Linked DNA regions of Mus musculus: region 1 is linked to region 2. The links are chromatin loops, found by intact Hi-C in ENCODE. Cell type or tissue: left cerebral cortex. All regions are shown on one strand. Links, peaks and the distances in the headings refer to the core of each region. The heading gives the core; the rest is flanking DNA.

Region 1 (8,509 bases), core at 371-8,370, 220 kb after region 2:
GCAGTGGAGAAAGATGTGGAGCTAAGCCTCCACAGAGCCGTGGTGGTCACTGGGTCAGTGACTCATGGCCTCCAGCCAGGAGACAGACAAGCAGTGATGCCCCAGTTAAGACCAATGTGAGAATTGGGTTATGGTCATTTTATTTCTCGCTGTGAGCTCCTCCTGAGTACCAAGCCCGGGACCCACATTACTTTGTTCCAGTATAGTCTCTGAGTTTATCCTCAGATTCGCTCTGATGTTTTCATAGTATCGTGTTCTTCTTCCATCTGCCGATTTCTTTCTTTATAGTCACATTGCCCTTGTCTATGGTTGATTTGTTGTTTGTGGGTTTTGTTTGCTTGTTTGGGTTTTGGTTTTTGTTTGTTTGTTTGTTTGGTTGGTTGGTTGGTTGGTTGGTTTTGGAGGGCAAGGAGATAGGTTTCTATAGATAGTCCAGACTGGTCTTAAACTCAGTTTCCCAAGCTGGCCATGAGTTTGTAATCCTCCTGCCTCAGCCTCCCAAGTGTTGAGACTGACAACTATCTGCCACCCCTGGCTGGCTTGCTTCCTTGCTTCCTTCCTTCCTTTCTTTGAATCAGGGTCTCACTATGTAGCCCAGGCTAGCCTCAAACCTGTGATCCACCCTGCATCAGCCTATAGAGTGCTGAAATACAGGTATGAACCACCACACCTGACTTCACTATTCAAACTTTTTGGTCTAGCAATTCCATTCGTAGTAACAACATTCCCAGCCACACACCCAAATGCAATTTGTGCAGGGGCATTTTTTTTCAGCACTATTTATAATAGAGTAAAATTGGAAACATTTATTCAAATGACAGCCAGAGGTAGAATGAAGTGAAGCATGATGGGATACAATTCAAGTGCTTACACAAGTGAGAGGCTTCAGGAAAACTGGGTGGGGACCTTGCAAATAATCCCACTAAAATCTGTTATGTGAGATGAAGGCCTGGCTGCAAAGAATGGGCACATCTTGCTAAGGGACAGAGGACCCAATAAAGGAAAGATACTGTCTCTCTCTGAATCAATAATAGGATGCAAATAAGTATACCAGCAGGATTATTTTGGAACCTGACAAATTAATTCCAAACACATCACAGAGAGAAAACCAATAGTAAAAATTAAATAAGGGCCAGGAAAACGGCTCTGTCAGGAAAGGGCTTGCTGCACAGGCATACAGTCCTGAGTTGGGCTCCTCAGCCCCCACAAGTAGTCAGGCATGGCAGCACATGCCTGTGATCCCAGCCCTGGGAGGACAGGTGAGTAGGTCCCTGGAGCCTAGTGGCCAGCTAGTCTAGACAATCTGCCAGCTCCAGGTTCACCAAGAGTCTCTGTCACAAAAACAAGGAAGAAATCAATTGAGGAAGATAATCACAAGGTTACCCTCTGTCCTCCACACCTGCCTTTACAGGCTAGTGCAAGTGTATACACACCTGCACACTAAGGACATAAATACACACACTCACACACACATACATACACACACACACACACACACACACATATACACACATACACACAAACACACATATATAAGGCAGAGAGTAATCAAGGAAGACATCTAATATCAATCTCTGGTCTCCACATGCACATATACACATATGCATCTGTATACACAGGTGTACATGTGTGTGTGCATGCACACACACACACACACACACACACACACACAAGCATGCACACAAGTAATCATGGGAGAAAACTAAAAACAACATTGAGGCTAGAGAGACGGGAATAGGGAAAGGGGGATGGGAAGGAAGAAGAATTAGAAATCGAGAGCCACCGAATGATCTGGGGAAAATATTTTGTTTGTTTAAGATAGGGTTTCTCAGTGTAGCTGTGGCTGGTCTTGAGTTCCTGATCCTCCTGCCTCAGCTTCCACTCCTGGGCATACAGGCTCATGCCACCATGGATAGAGAGTGACTCTGATGAATGTGTTTGTTACTCTTGGTGATTCAGAATTAAAGAGATGAATGGAACAGACAAGTGAGTCTGAAAATGGACCCAAGAACACAAATCCTTTATACACAATGCGAGCAGAGTTTAAACAGTGCAGAGAAGACAGATCGCTCAATAAAGACTGTTGGTCCGACTGGCTAGTCCTCTGAGAAGACGTTGGAGCCCCACCACAATCCCACACCAAGGCAAATGCCATCTGGATAAGTAAGTGATGCTATACACAGGCAATAAAATAGCACACAGCAACAGCAGATGGAATAAAGGAAAGAAAAAAGCCCGATCCCTTAGTCCATCGAAGGAGCTCAGGCACCTGGATTCTTTGTCATGCCAGTGCGGGCTGTGGAATACAGGGCCCCGTGTGCTGCAATAGACCTCTCATTCCTAGGACAAAATAAATACCCAACTAAAGCAACTTAAGGAAGCCTGCGTTTGGCTTACGGTTCCAGGGGTAACAGTCCATCATGGTAGGAGCCTGAGACGGCTGGTCACATTGTGACCACAGACAGGAAGCAGAGTGAGGAAGGTTTGCTTGCCAAGACCCCCTCCCCCGTGGACTGGTGCCTCCCACATTTCAGATGGGCTTTGTAAGATGAGTTATTTTTAATATAAGTGTAGGCAGTAAATTAATCCAGCACTATATTTCTTTACCTTTGCTAGCCCCCAATAACCATACAGAGGAACCAAGATGTATTTCAAGCTGAGCCCCAATAGCTGGGTAGCTAAATGGCTATATGAATCCTTTTGGCTAATCTGTCTACTTCCCAGTCCCAGTCCATGATACTTCTATGTGATTATTGATCTGGCTTTTTGGGTTTTTTTTTTTTTTTTTTTTTTGGCTTTTTTCAGATGTTGTTTTTCTTATGGTGTCTTCTCAGACCCTCTCCTCTTGGAGATCTGAATCAATCAATCTCTCTGTCTGGCTCTCTCTCTCTGTCTCTCTGTCTCTCTGTCTGTCTCTCTCTCTGCCTCTCCCCCCCCCCAACCATTGGATGACCAGCATTTATTGACAAGGCAGAGAATAAATGGTAAGAATTGTTTCCACAAATTTCAGAGAGGAGGTTCTTTTTATTTTTATTTTATTTTATTTTATTTTATTTTTGGTTTTCCGAGACAGGGTTTCCCTGTGTAGCCCTGGCTGTCCTGGAACTCACTCTGTAGACCGGGCTGGCCTTGAACTCAGAAATCCGCCTGCCTCTGCCTCCCAAGTGCTGGGATTAAAGGCGTGCGCCACCATGCCGGGTGAGAGGAGGTTCTTGACCTAAGCATTACAGTGCTGTATCTGGATTGAAACAAGATCTAAGGGCAGATAAATCAGCATTTGAATCACACAAGAACAATTTTTACACGGTTCCTAGGTGCTTCCCATCTCACCTAATCTAGATAATCCCTCACAGACACACCCAGAGGCTTGTTACCATGGCGATTATAAATCCCATCAAGTTAACAATCAATCAAAATTAAACTGAGGAAATGGCTCATTGTACACAGTGCTTGTCAAGCAAGCTCGAGGACCAGAGTATGGATCCCCAGAGCCCACATAAAAAGGCTGGGCAAGTGTGGTGACCCACCTGCAATTCCAGCGGTCAAGGACAAGACAGGGATTCCCAGAGCAAGCCGCTAACTGGACTAGCCAAGCTGGTCAGCTCAAAGATCAGTGATTCTAGCTTGGGAGATAAGTGTCAACCTCTAGACTCAACATGCATGCAAATACACAGGCAAACACATGTACATACATGTACCAAACACATGAGCACATTCTAAACAGGTGCAAGAACAACTGAGTCAAACCTGGCCCAACATGGATGAAGACTCACAAGGCTTTGGGGTGTGTATTAGTGGGGTGCTTCTTCAATGTGGATCTTGGATGTCCCCAAAGGATACGCAAAATCTGTCATCCCCAGCTTCATGTTACTGGGAGGTGGTCAAACTTTTAAGAGGTGGGGCCTTCTGCGAGGACAAAGGTCATTGGGAGTGTGTCCTTGAAGGTGATGAGAAGCCACAGCTACCCCTCTCCCACCTTCTTTCCCTGGGCATCTGGTGATGCCTCTGCCTCCCTACACCAACCACCACGCTGCAATGTATGCCTTTACTCCAGACCACGAACTGAAAACAGCAACACTGTAAGCCTTAGGAATCTGCATCCCAGGCTGGCCTCAGACTAGTTATGCAGCCTAGGGTGACCTCAAACTCCTGATCCTCCAGTTTGGACCTTCCAAGCGCTGGAATTTCAAGTGTGTGCCACATTATCCAGCTGGAAACTAGCTTTTGTCTTCAAATGTGATCATCATTGTGTATGTGCATAAGCGTGTTCATCACGGCTGGTGTGTGGAGCTCCCACCCCACCTCATGTGGATTGGAGGGCTTGAGCTCAGGTTGCTCGACTTCCCAGATAGTGCCTTTATCTACTGAGCCATCTTCCCAGCCCCAGACGAGTATTTCTGAAAGAGAAGATACATCATGTGTTCGTATTGGTATCTGCAATTCTAATTTTGAGTAACCGAATTTTCTTTGTTTTATATTTTTACATCTTGTCACACTAAAATGTTTGGCTCCTAAGATTAGAATATTTATTTGAATATAGACGTATATTGATCCTCAGAATAACCATATTGTGCTATTATTAACATAATTATGAAAAGATTCCTTTACCACTTCTTTCTGTTTTAGAACACATCCCACTAAAGATACACACTCAACTATTTTTTTCCTCAACAACTGTGAAAGTCACTTAAAAATAAAGTGATCTACTTTAAGTCATTTAAAATGAGCCCTTCTGTGTAAGCCGCCAGTTATGTAATTGGGCTGCCTGGCTTCTGCGTGCCAACTTCTGATTTATGGATTGTGCCCTTATTTGGGTTAGTTTGTCACAACACATGACTTCCAGTTCAAGCACACAGAATACGTGCAGGTTCCTTTGTTGTGAAGCTGGGAATAGAACTCCAGGTCTTACACATCTGGGCCAAGGGCTACATTCCTGAGATGACCATACTTGATCCCTAAAACATGGATTCTCTTGCTTTGTTTTTTAAGGCAGGAAGTTGCTCTGTAGCCCAGTGTCTCGGCCCTCTGAGTACTGTGATTATATGCATGTGCCACCACTCCTAGCCAGAATATATTCACTTAAAATGAGACCTAAGGGCCTGGAGCAAGTGCTGGCTGCTCTTGCAGAAAACCAAAGACTGGCTCCCACCACATGCATGGGGCTCACCATCACTCCAGTTCTGGGGGATCAGGCCTCCTCTTCTAGTCTCTGCTGGCTCCTGCTCGTATGTGGTGCACGAAGGTATATGCACATAAAGTATACCTTTAAAACAAGACATAAACCGGGTATGGTGGCATACACCTATGATCTGAGCACTGGGTGGGAGAGGTGGGGGTGGGGGTGGGGTGGGGTCAGACTTTCTCAAAGACCAAAGCTAAGGTAAAATGAGATATGAGTTCCCAGAATGTTCTATTTTTAAATACTTATTTTAGTTGTTTCTTTAAGACAGGGCCTTGCTAATAAGTAGCCCAGAATGGCCTGGTATTTGTGATCCTCCTGTCTCATCCAGTCAAGAGCTAGAAATGTAGGCATGTGAGACTCCAGTCCAGCTTCTCAAGAGAAAATGTGAGCTCTGCCAAAGCAGCAATGTATACCTTTGTTTCTAAAAACAATTTAAGTGGGTGTTTTCTTTTGATGAAGATGGGGTCTCGGGCTGGCCTCAAAGTCACTATGTATCGCCGGGTATCTCTATGCCTCTCTTGCCTCCCCCTCCTCCTCAAGAGCAGGGATTATGAAACCGCCCATGTTGATGCTGCACTGGTGACTAAACCCAGGATTCCGTGCATGGGAGGCAAGCATCCCACTGAGCTACATCTTCTACCCCAAAGCACTTAAAAAACAGACCAACAAGAAGGAGGACATGGTTTGCACAGAAACCCAGGTGGCTTATGTGACTCCCTTCTTTCACACACCATTTCAAGCAGACTGAAAACAGGATGGGGCCTCTCCATGCAAGAGCTCATTTGAAGCTTAGGGGAAGCTGGGTTGCCAGCCAGCTACTGCCACGTAAGTCTTCATCACACCAGGCCCTTGGAACCAGCTTCAAGATGCTCTCAGGAGCACTGCTTTTTCAAGCTTGCAGGAGAAGGGGAACATCTCTTCCTTGCCAGTCAGTAGGCTCTGCTTTCTGGAGGCCACGTGCAAGAATCCCACAGAAGTACAGAGGGAAAGGGGCACCCACATGGCACAAGGAAAGCAGCAACCTGACCATCCAAACTTCTGCCTGCATCTCTCCCTCCCTGCCCAGCCCCAGCATCTTATATAGCCCAACTGCTAGGACAATAGGCTCCAGCCACACCTGCTTGAAAGTCTCCTTGAAGACTCTTCCGCTACAGCGCCTCAACACGCCATGTCCCAGACTACACCTGTGCTCTCAGCCTCCTCACCCCATCCTCCTAGGGGAGCGCTCTCCAATGTGGTCCTTATCCAAATTGTGTATGGAAGTGCAGCTACCAAGCCTGATACAGGAAAGCCAGGGTGGGAGGATCTAGGGTTTGAAGGCAGTCTATGTATCAAGACCCTGACACAGAAAAAAGGGAGCCAGGTGGGTGGTGAAAGTGGCAGGAGCTCTCAAGAGTCCCTGGGGTCTCTTGGTTTCAGAGTATACCGTGTGCTTACAAATAAATTTGGTCCTTTCTGAAAAGCAGCCCTGAATTCAGAGAGCCTATGCATTTGCATCCAGGGCATTGTGGCTCCTCAGAAAGCCACCAGGTGGCACTAGAGGACCAGGGCTTGCTGGCTCACCAGTGTATTCCCACAGTGAGGGGCTCCAGGATTAAAACAAGTCCCCTGAAGTTTTTTGAAGCTTGTCTGGGTTACAGAATGTCCACCAACCTCAAGCCCCACCAAGTGCCGGGTGATAGCAAGGTGGGATGGTTGAAAAAGAAAGAAAACCCCAGATTGGCCAGATGTTCAACAAAACATCCTAGGCTGTTAAGACTCAGGCAACCGGACTCAGTCCTCTTGCTAAACCAGGTTGAGAAACAGCTCTCAGACCTCTATCTCCACACCCCCAAGGGCTTGAGAGTGTAGCTCAGTGGTGGGGCCTAGCAGGCACGGAGGCCCTTGGTTCATTCCTAGCAGTGGGAAACAAAAAGAAACACAAACAATTCTAAAAGGTTCAGTAAGCCAGACAGTAGCCAGAGGGGAAGAAGGTCCCTTCCTCGTCTTCCTGAACATTCTGGGGAACACCCTAGTAACCCTGCTCTCTTGTTAATGAGGATTTTAAACTGCCAGATCCACTTCTCTCGAATCTTCTAGAAGACGAGTGACAAAGTATTAATAGACCAGACACAGCAGTGAACATGCTAACACCAAGCAGGCCAGGGTGGAGGCTTTACATCCTTACACGGGTGTGACGCTTCAGGATGGGCTGGGTGCGGGCTGGATGTGGGATGTAGGCGGCTGAGGATGCAGGCTGTCATTGCAGAGTAGCCACCAAGCACTGGCAGAGCCCACAGTACAAGTGAAACAGAACCCTGGGAAATTAAACTTCCTAGACACACATAGCCAACAGGCGCTGGAAAAGACGTCAACTCCATCAACCAGCAGGCAAACACAAAAGTAAGAACTGGTGAAGATAAGGAGCCAGAACCCGGGGCCTTCTGATGTGACGGAAAGATGGTTGCTGCTCTGTAAACAGGTTCCTTAGATAATTCAAGTCCAGCTTGCACCCCATCCAGTACCCATGCCAAAGGAGGCCTGCAGACACTAATGTTCCCAACAGCTGAGAGAGAGGTGACCTGCATGTCCAGTACCACAGATAAAGCAAGCATGGAACAGCCCGGTGTGCTGGCTCACGTCTACAATCCCAGCATCCTGGAGGCAGAGGCAGGAGGGCTACCACAAGCTTTGGGACAACCGGGTTTACACAGTGAGGACTAGGGTAGCCAATGACTGTCAGACCATTCCTAAAACAAGGGTGTGTGTGTGTGTGTGTGTAGGGACAAGGGAGAGAGACAGGAGACAATACACACAACTGCCGCTCAGGATGCCGTGACATCTGTGACATCACGCTAGGTAAAATAGTCACGCAGGGCCGGTCTCATCACACCAGTTCTTGGTGAATCTTTGATGATGTCTCCTGGGCTGGGGACAAGTTACATCCTCTTGTATGGCTTACCAGCTTCCCACCTGGCCTCCTGGCTTCTGTGACCAATTCCAAAGAGCAGGTTGGGGACAGAGCAAGATGTTTTTTCTTTCACAGCTCTGAAGGCCAAGGCACCCTCTGTCCTACATAACTCCTGATCTTGAGAGAAACGTCACTGCTTACAAAGGACCAGCTAGAGTCTAAGGCCCACAGTACATGGTGAATACTTGTGTTGAAGGCCTAGGAAAACTGCAGGTAGCAAACTCCTGGCTAGCTCTGGGAATGGGTAGGATTCCCTAAGGGCCAATTGGAGGCCAAAGGTAAAAGGTCTGACATACTTCACAGGAGACAAAACTAGAGAGCTCGCAGCTCAGCCCCTTGGCCCTCAGCTCCCAATCTCCTCCTGTGTTGACCACTGC
Region 2 (8,509 bases), core at 285-8,284:
CTTCATACGCCCGTGCCACTTGTGCTCCGTGTGCTTTGCTTTCCAAGCCTGCCACATCGAGAGGGAGGCCAGGAAAACAGTGGCCGAGCCAGCCCTCCCCCCACACCCCCTCCCTCCCAGTTGCCTCCAGAAACAAAGACAGTTTAGCAAGGAACTCCCCAGCTAAGCGGTTTTTTTAAGACCTTCAGCCTGCAGCCGCCGCGCTGAGCTGAATGTCTCACTTTATTAGTGAGTTTGGCCTTGGGTGTCTGGCTGTTTGATCAATCCTACTGAGGGTCAGTGATATTTCCTCCCAGGCCCCCCCTGCCCTGCCCTGCCTCCCCTCCACACCTGATGAACAGTGTGCCCCTGGACCGCTGATCACCTATTGATTTTCCAGCCAGAGGCTGCCTCCGCCGCCAGCTGCCATCTCCAACCCTGTCACAGGGACCACTTGGTGACTAACTGATCCCTGGGTCCCTCCTAAGTCCCCCCGCCCCTCACTGCAGACCCAGATTCCACAGCACTGTAGGCTTCAGGCTCTCCGGGAGACCTCTCTCCAAGGCTCTGTGCTGGGCTGTGCATTCCAAATCGAGGCCTTTCTCGGTGACTCTTCCCATTTTGCCTCAGATGTCCAGCTTCGTGACCTTGGACAAGTTACCTCAACTACTACTTAAGTCCCTCACTTGTAAACCTGGACAATGTAAAAATCCATCCATCCATAAAGCGACTTTTGGTAAAGGTCACTTCTTCCGAGTCTATTGACCTGAGTTCAATCCCCAGGAACCTCGTGGTGAAAATTGAGAACTGACTCCCACAAGTGGTCCTTAGACCTCCCTGTGCGGCACATTGCACGTCAGCACCATCTGTGAAATAAAGAAAAATCTAGTAAAAATCAGGCATGGTAGCACACACCCTGGACTCGGGAGGGAGAGGCAGCTCTCTGTGAGTTCCAGGCCAGCCAGTGCTACATGGCGATGAGCCAAAGAGAAACAAAAGGTACTGAAAAAAATATTAAATAAAAGAATCTACCCAGCTTGTACATACGGTGGAAGCTCCTGAAGACTGCACAGTGGGACGCTAGGAGTCCACAGACCTTTCCAGGAAGTCCACAAAACCCGCCCCCTGTCTCTGTTTCTCTTTGTCTTTGTCTCTCTGTCTCTCTCTGTCTGTCTGTCTATCTCTGTCTCTCCCTCTTTCCCTCTGACAACAAAACATTTGAACTCTCAGCGCACTGTTCCAGGAGCAGGTGATAATGCCAAACTTTGGCTGCAGAAAATGGAAGCCCAGCTGTTTCCTGCAACAGGGTGAAGGCACACTTCCTCCCCCGGGCATTTTGTGTGTTGAAAAATATAGGTGACTCATAAAAATGTTATTTGTGTTCACATGCATTTATTATAGCTCTTCTAAATAAATTATAAATGAGGATCATTAACCTTTCTGTCTTAATTCCTAAAACAGTAAATAGTGCGAGAGATGAACGGCACCCACAGAAGCCCACTGACGTCCTCCGTAACTGAGGGAGGGCTGTGTGTGGACCCAGGAAGACACACGTGTATGTAGATGCCTCGACACGTATGCATTCCAGTGGGGTAGCCAGGAATCAAACCTGTCTGTCATTCCACGGGAGCCGCCCACCTTGATCTTTGAGACTAAGTCTCCTCTTAGGACCTGGGACTTGTCAACTGAGCTGGGCTGTCTCGCCAATGAGTTCCAGGGAGCTCTGTGTCCTTGGTGCTGGGATTATACCATGCCCAGATTTCTGTATAGGTGATGGGACCTGAACTCATGTCACACTTCGGTCTCAGATAGGATTTCTGTTGCTGTGGAGAACAAACGACGAAAAGCAACTTGTCGAGGAAGGGGTTCGTCTTAGCTTACAGTTCCGCATCACTGTCCACCGCTGAGGGAAGTCTGGACAGGCACCTGGAGGGAGCAGCTGATGCAGAGACCATGGAGGTGCCCCTTACTGTACTACTTCCCGGTGCTTGCTCAGCCTGCTTTTGTAGAGCACCCAGGACCACCAGCCCAGGGGTTTGGGAGACACTATTCCTGGTCAAAAATCTGTTCCCCACAGCCAAAGGCACAAAGGCTGGGGCCCCTCTGATGGCTCTGAGCATCATTCCTGTGACATTCCTGGCTATCCTCCACATCTCACTCTCCTCGGCTTGAGGTCAGGACTCTTCCCAAGGGAGGAGGGAGTGGCCCTGGCTGTACCTCTACCTGTAGATGGGCTGGGGAGACAGCTGGGACCTCTGCTACTCCTTGTTTAGCATGTACCACCATCAGGCACAGTGAAAGCTCTTTCGTTTGGCCACTTCATTCCATGAACTGCTTTAAAAGTCAGTTTTAAAAACAGGACAAGGCATCTTGACAACTGGAGCAAAAGCCACCCCTAAGCTGTGGCTGTGGTGTCCACACAGGGACACCTTGGATCAGACTATAGCACTGATAACAGCTTTTTTAAAAAAGAATTTTAAAAATTGAGACCAGACCAGTACATGGGGCATAGCACTTCTGAGATGACCCCAGACACTCAGAGACCCCAGGTGCCACTTAGAGACCCCAGGTGCCACTTAGAGAAGCAAGTAAGTGGTGGAGAGATAGAGAGAAAGAGAAACAGAAGGACGTGGGCACAGTGAAGAGAGGCAGAACTGGAGACTGGAGGGTAGTGAGGAACAGCCTGATGTACGTAGCTGGTGATGCCACCTGGGACCACGGTGGGGTCCTGGCCTGTTGTACTGGCTGGTGTTGGGTGTCAACTTGACCCAAGCTGGAGTTATCACAGAGAAAGGAGTCTCCCTTGAGAAAATGCAGCTATAAGGCATTTTCTCAACTAGTGATCAAGGGTGGGAGGACCCATTGTGGGTGGTTCAATCCCTGGGCTGGTAGTCCTGGGTTCTATAAGAAAGCAAGCTGAGCAAACCGGGGGAAGCAAGCCAGTAAGCAGCACCCCTCCATGGCCTCTGCATCAGCTCCTGCCTCCAAGTTCCTGCCCTGTGTGAGTTCCAGTCCTGACTTCCTTTGGTGATGAACAGCAATGTGGAAGTATAAGCTGAATAAACCATTTCCTCTCCAACTTGCTTCTTGGTCATGATGTTTGTGCAGGAATATAAACCATGATGAAGACACTTATGCTGGCACCAAGGACCGTGTCTGGGTCTACACCCCTGTAGCAAAGAGGGTATGTTACCACCAAAGGCTTGGAGGACATCCCTCGTCTGTACCCATGTTGATATTTGAGGGCTGTGCAGAGCTGGTCCTACCTCTTATCTGGGCATTGCTGAAGGGCTGGCCCCGAAGGCATGAGACAAGGAGAGCTGGCACCTCCCCTTACCAGGTGCAGCACTAGGGAGAATAAGGCCCAGCCCTCACTCAGGAAGCACAGTAGAGCTGGGCCAGGTTGGGGGAGGGTTTCAGGTGAGCCATCCCAAGGGCATGAGTGCAGGAGAGCTGGCCTTGCCATTCATCTGTCGTGTGCTGGCATGGGCAAGGGAGAGGTGCCCTTACGCTCTCACCCTTTGCCACATGAAGCAGCCAGGAGACCTGGCTCTGGGCTCATGAGAGTGAGAGAGCTGTCCCTGCCCCTCAGTGGCTCCAGTGCTTGGGAGAGCAGACCTGCACCTTACCTGAGCAGCACAGTAGAGCCAACCGTGGACAGCACTGCAGGTAAGTCAGCCCTGAGGATGTGAGCGCAGGAGAGCTGGCCCCACCACTTGAGAGGAGTCCCCGTGAGGAGCCAGTATTGACAGTGTAGCAGAAGCCAGGGTGCTTGAACCAGACCAACGCTTCTGCAATGACTCATTGCAATAAACAATTTCAAGTAAGGATGTGTGGACAAGGAACATACTATAGACTCCACGATTTGTTTTTTCTTTTCTCTTCTATGGGGGAGGTTGCAAGGGCAGAGGGCAGGTAGGAAGGGATGGGGAGATGAGTGGGACTGGGGTGAGTGATGATGTGAGATTCGCAATCAATAAAATGTTTTTAATTATTTTTAATCCTGTGCAATACGTGCACATGAGTGCAGGTGCCACAGAGGCTCTGCCCTAGAGCTATACATACAGTTATGAATGTGGGCACTGGGAATTGAACTTGGGTCCTCAGGACGAGCAAGCAGGACATGCTCTTAACCACTGAACCACTTCTCCCACCTCCAATCACAACTTTAAGCAAGACTCCTGGGCACGTGCCCAGCCTGTTGCTGGGGCCACTCCCCAAATTCTCTGCCCCTCAAGACTACAGGAAGGGTATCTTTGATGGACAGAGACACTGGCCAGACCTGGAGTGGTCTGGACACCCCACCGGGGTACCTTCATTCCACCTGCTACCCTTTGCTCTTTGGTAGGCCTGCCCAGGCAGTAAATGCAAATGCTTGCTGGTGGGCTTAGATTTCTGCTGTGGTTATCACAGTAAGATGACGAATGCATTCCTCTAGGAGCTGCTGAAGATTAAAGGCCCGGTTGATAAGGGCCTGGCTCGTGGCAGTGTCATGTGCTAGGACTCCTCGAGAGAGAGAGGAGGTATTCAGATCTGAGCAGGCCTTAACTCTAGGGCGGTAAACCAAGTCTGGCTTCTAGCCTATGCAGCTCCAGACACACAAACACGGAGTGCCAGCGACCCCTGCTGGCCTCTGGGTGAAGTGCATGCCCAGGGCATCCATGCTGCAGACAGGTCAGACTCAGAGGTTGAGCTACTCTAGAGGGCCTGGTATAGGGAACGCTGCTGCGCAGGCCTACACATCAACGCAGAAAGCCTTAACCAGAGCTGCATCTGTCCTGAGTTGTCTGTGGACATTTTCTGCAACCCCAGATGCCAGCGTGTCGCTTTGACCTGGAAGAGCCTTCAGAGGTCATGGCTTATGCACAAAACGGTGCTTTCACATCAGCGTATGCTTGGCTTATGCAGACTGATATCCCCAGAATGAGACTAGGAATGACCCAGGAGGCTACACCTCAGCTCTGGGATGGTTAGCCAGGGATCACGCCACCCCCAGAACAGCAAAGTTCTCCAGGTTCCAGGCCTCTGGTTCCAGGCCCAGTGTCCTACACCAGCTTGATGCCCCTCTCGATTGTTGCCCTACAGTGCATCCCAAAACTTGGTAGGCACAAAACATTTTGTCATCGTCATAGATGGTCAGGAATTAGGCAGTGGCAATAGGATGGGTGTGCTCCTGCCTGCTGAGGGCCTATCGGGCTGGGTTTCAAAGGACTGGGTGGGACCCACTTCCACAGTGACATTCTAGCTCCTGGGCAGGAAAGCATGATTGGCACTGAGGTCTTCTGAGGCTGCTCTTGACAACATTCTAGTATTATACTACTGGCCTGGCACAGGGGTGCCTTGGCGTCCCAGCAATGACCTTCTGTCACATGACAGCATCACTTGACATCCCTCCATGAATCAAAACAGTTACAAGCCTGCAAGACCCAGAGAGGGGTGGCAGACCAACTCTGCCTCTTCATGGGAAGGCCATTGGGGAGTCTGCAGCTGTTCTGCAAAACACAGCATGCCCAGGCACCAGGGCAGTTCCTAAAATGTGTGCCCCGTTCCCTCCAAGCCCTGATACTCCCGCCTGGAGCTCAGAATTGGTCCCTCTGTGCCTGTGGAGGAAAAGGTGACTGAGAAGAATAGCCCTGGACCGGATGCAACAGTGGGTGGCTGTGAGGGGGTTGCTGTAGAAAGGGAGCTGGAAGACGCCTCAAATGACATGGTTTGGCTTACTGGGCCCCAGGTTCTCACATGTATGGGCACATGTGCATGTGTTGGACGGGCACGCATGAAGGTCAGAGGGCAAGCTCAAGTGTTTATCCTCAGAATGCTGTCTACCTCCTTAGAGTGTGTCTCTCATGAGCCTGGAGCTGAGTAAATAGTATAGACTGGATGGCCAGTGTGCCCTGGTATACGTACCACCACACCTAGCATACACACACACACACACACACACACACACACAGGTTCTGGGGGTGAACTCAGGCCCACATACTGACAACGCTCCTATTTCTAAATCTGAGTACTTACAAGCAAGGGAAGGGTGACAAGCATGAATGCAATAAAGAGGAAATAGTTCCTTAGCTGCCCCTGTCCCTCCGTATCTGCTAGACTGCCAGGAAAGGGACGAGTAGTGACTCCTATTGGCCAGCAGAGGGCAGCACAGTACCGCTCTGCAGCATCAGAAGTTGAGCTAGCAGATGGATGGATGGAGGCTGGGCTAGGATCAGAACCTCCACATCCCTGGTAAGGGTGGGCTGCTGCCTGATCCAGCATGTGACAGCCACGGAAGCAGGGGTTGTATTCCTCAGGCCTACTGCACAGGAACATTTTATCTGACTGCCGGGATGAGTGCGGTGTGTGTGTGTGTGTGTGTGTGTGTGTGTGTGTGTGTGTGTGTAACAGCACACAGTTATATCCCATACACAAGCACTTAGTATGCAAAGTATCCATGTGTCTGAACAGTTACAGTTTAAGGCTTGTTCCTGTGTGTCTGTGTGAGCATGTCCCGAAGCTATCACTTGCCCAGGGTGACCAGCAGCCCCACTTGGAAGTGTTCCCCACAAAAGATCTGGTGTCATCATCGCAGGGACCAGGGGGCCTCACTACGGCCCTTGGGAACCCCTCCCAGACATATCCCTCCCTCTGCTCAGCCCCAGTTATCTCTAGCTTCTACCCATCTGACCGGTCCATCATTGCACTTTGATCCTTTCCTGGATGTCTTATCTCCATTTTTTTTTTTTTTAAAGTCCTCCTTGAAGGAGACCTGGGGACCCAAAGATCCTGGCACCAGGTAGTCTGGCTTAGGTAATAGAGGAAGGAACCGAGGTAGCCTTCTAGGACACAGTTGGACTTAGAGGTAGTAGGGAGTCTTGCCTACTGAGCAAACTATGGGCCAGGGCTTTTGAAACTCCATGAAGCACAGGTGTAAACGGATGGAGGGGAAGTTAATACTGCCATCCTTGCTTGACAGACAGAAACCTGACCCAGAGAGAAACAGTGTGGAGCCAAGGTTTACAAAGTAACTGTCCGGCTGGGACTTAAACCTAGGACTTCTGAGCACTGCTATTCTCCTTGCTGGGATAAAATACTGAACAAAAGCAGCTTAGGAGACTTGACTCACAGCCCATGGGGTAAAGGCATGCCAGTGGAAGCAAGCTGCATCCTGTCAGGAAGTAGAGAGATGAACATTTGTGTGTAGCCTCTTTCTCCTTCTTATGCAGTCTGGAACTCGAGTCCACGGGATGGATGCTCCCACCGTCATTTAGGGTGGGCCTTTCTTCCTCAGGAAAAGCCTTCTGGAAATGCTCACACAGATATAGTAAGGCATGCCACACGATTCTCAGTCTTGTAAAACTAACCTTGAAGATAACCAACCCAGGCACGGGACACACAATACTCTATGATGAAATTCTGGGAAAATCTAATCCACAGGACCAAAAGCAGAACCACAGCACGGGAGCCAGGGCACCGTGTCAGGATGGCGGTGACTACCAAGATCACCAGGGAACGTTTTAGGTGCCTGATTCTTATGGCCAGTGGCAGTGCGCTGTCAAAACACCCAACCAAATGAGTGTTTCTTATATGTAACTCATCCTTTATTGAAAGTTAGGGCTTGGGGCCAGCAAATAAAGGGCTGGGTGTCCATGTGGGTTTAAGCATCAGTTCCATCTTGAAGCTACCATCTATTTTATTGCCTCCTGTTTGGAAACATAGAGAGAGAAACTGGGTCCATAGAAACCCCACAAGCTCCCATTAGTGCCAGTGGTCTGTTTATCTGTGAACAGGACAAAGGCTTTTCCGGGGAGTTCACTCCTACTCCTGCCGCTGTTGCTGGCTTTCAGACTACAGGTGGAAACTAACTCCACCCTGCTGGTGCAGACAAGAAAAGAGGTATCTGAGTACTGTAACACTGTGCTGTGCCTGTAAACGCTGCCAGCTCTTCCATCCACAGTAGACACAACTCCTGCCAAACTGAACAGTGATTCAGGAGCAAACAGACCACTGAAGCCAATCCCATGGTCTCCTAGCCCACAGGTCAGAAGGAATGTGTGTCCCACATGCTAGTCACCTTCCAGATGAGCAGGGGCAGGGGGGTTGTGTATACCTTTGTTTGTGGGCAAGTGCATGTGTGTGCACATGTACAGCTGTCTGTACATGGACCGGAGAAGGTAGCTCCAGATGCCATAAACCTTAACTATCTTTCTGTCTCCACCCAGCACAGCATTGGGGTTACAGGCCTGTGTGCAGCTCTGCCTAGCTATTTATGTGAGTGCTGGGATCTTAGCATGGCGCTTACCCAGGAAACCATCTCTGCGGGCCCCACGAGGCTCCCCCTTCCACACATTTGTTTAGGATCTTAGCATTCCTTGCTTCGTCCCTTCTTCTACAGTCTCAGCACCGCCCTTGATGGGCCTGTGCTCTCTGTCTGTCACATCTGTCTCTCACTTTTCCCACTCAGCTGTTTCCAAGTCTTTTACTGTATGCAGTGTTAAAGTGAACCTCACAGCACACCTCCTTGTCATCCTCTATACTGCCCTTG

The links. Peaks named below come from ENCODE experiments on the same cell type or tissue, not always from the same donor. Only the 100,000 strongest peaks of a DNase experiment are listed, where the experiment ranks them.
Region 1: a loop joins it to region 2, with 5 times the contacts of the local background. A loop is called at or near these places in 13 of 42 quality-filtered maps.

What each region holds. Positions count from the first base shown.
Region 1 is chr2:158,640,265-158,648,773 of GRCm38, reverse strand. No RefSeq gene overlaps it. Among named protein-coding and RNA genes, the nearest start is that of Mir3474, 5.9 kb to the right of the region's middle. In left cerebral cortex, for the core only: a CTCF peak has its summit at 6,713 (motif pointing right); DNase peaks (open chromatin) are centred at 5,828, 5,988, 6,703, 7,399 and 2 more places; H3K27ac peaks cover 3,907 bases.
Region 2 is chr2:158,861,643-158,870,151 of GRCm38, reverse strand. No RefSeq gene overlaps it. Among named protein-coding and RNA genes, the nearest start is that of Gm38630, 43 kb to the left of the region's middle. In left cerebral cortex, for the core only: CTCF peaks have their summits at 4,619 (motif pointing left) and 6,125 (motif pointing right); DNase peaks (open chromatin) are centred at 4,605 and 6,146.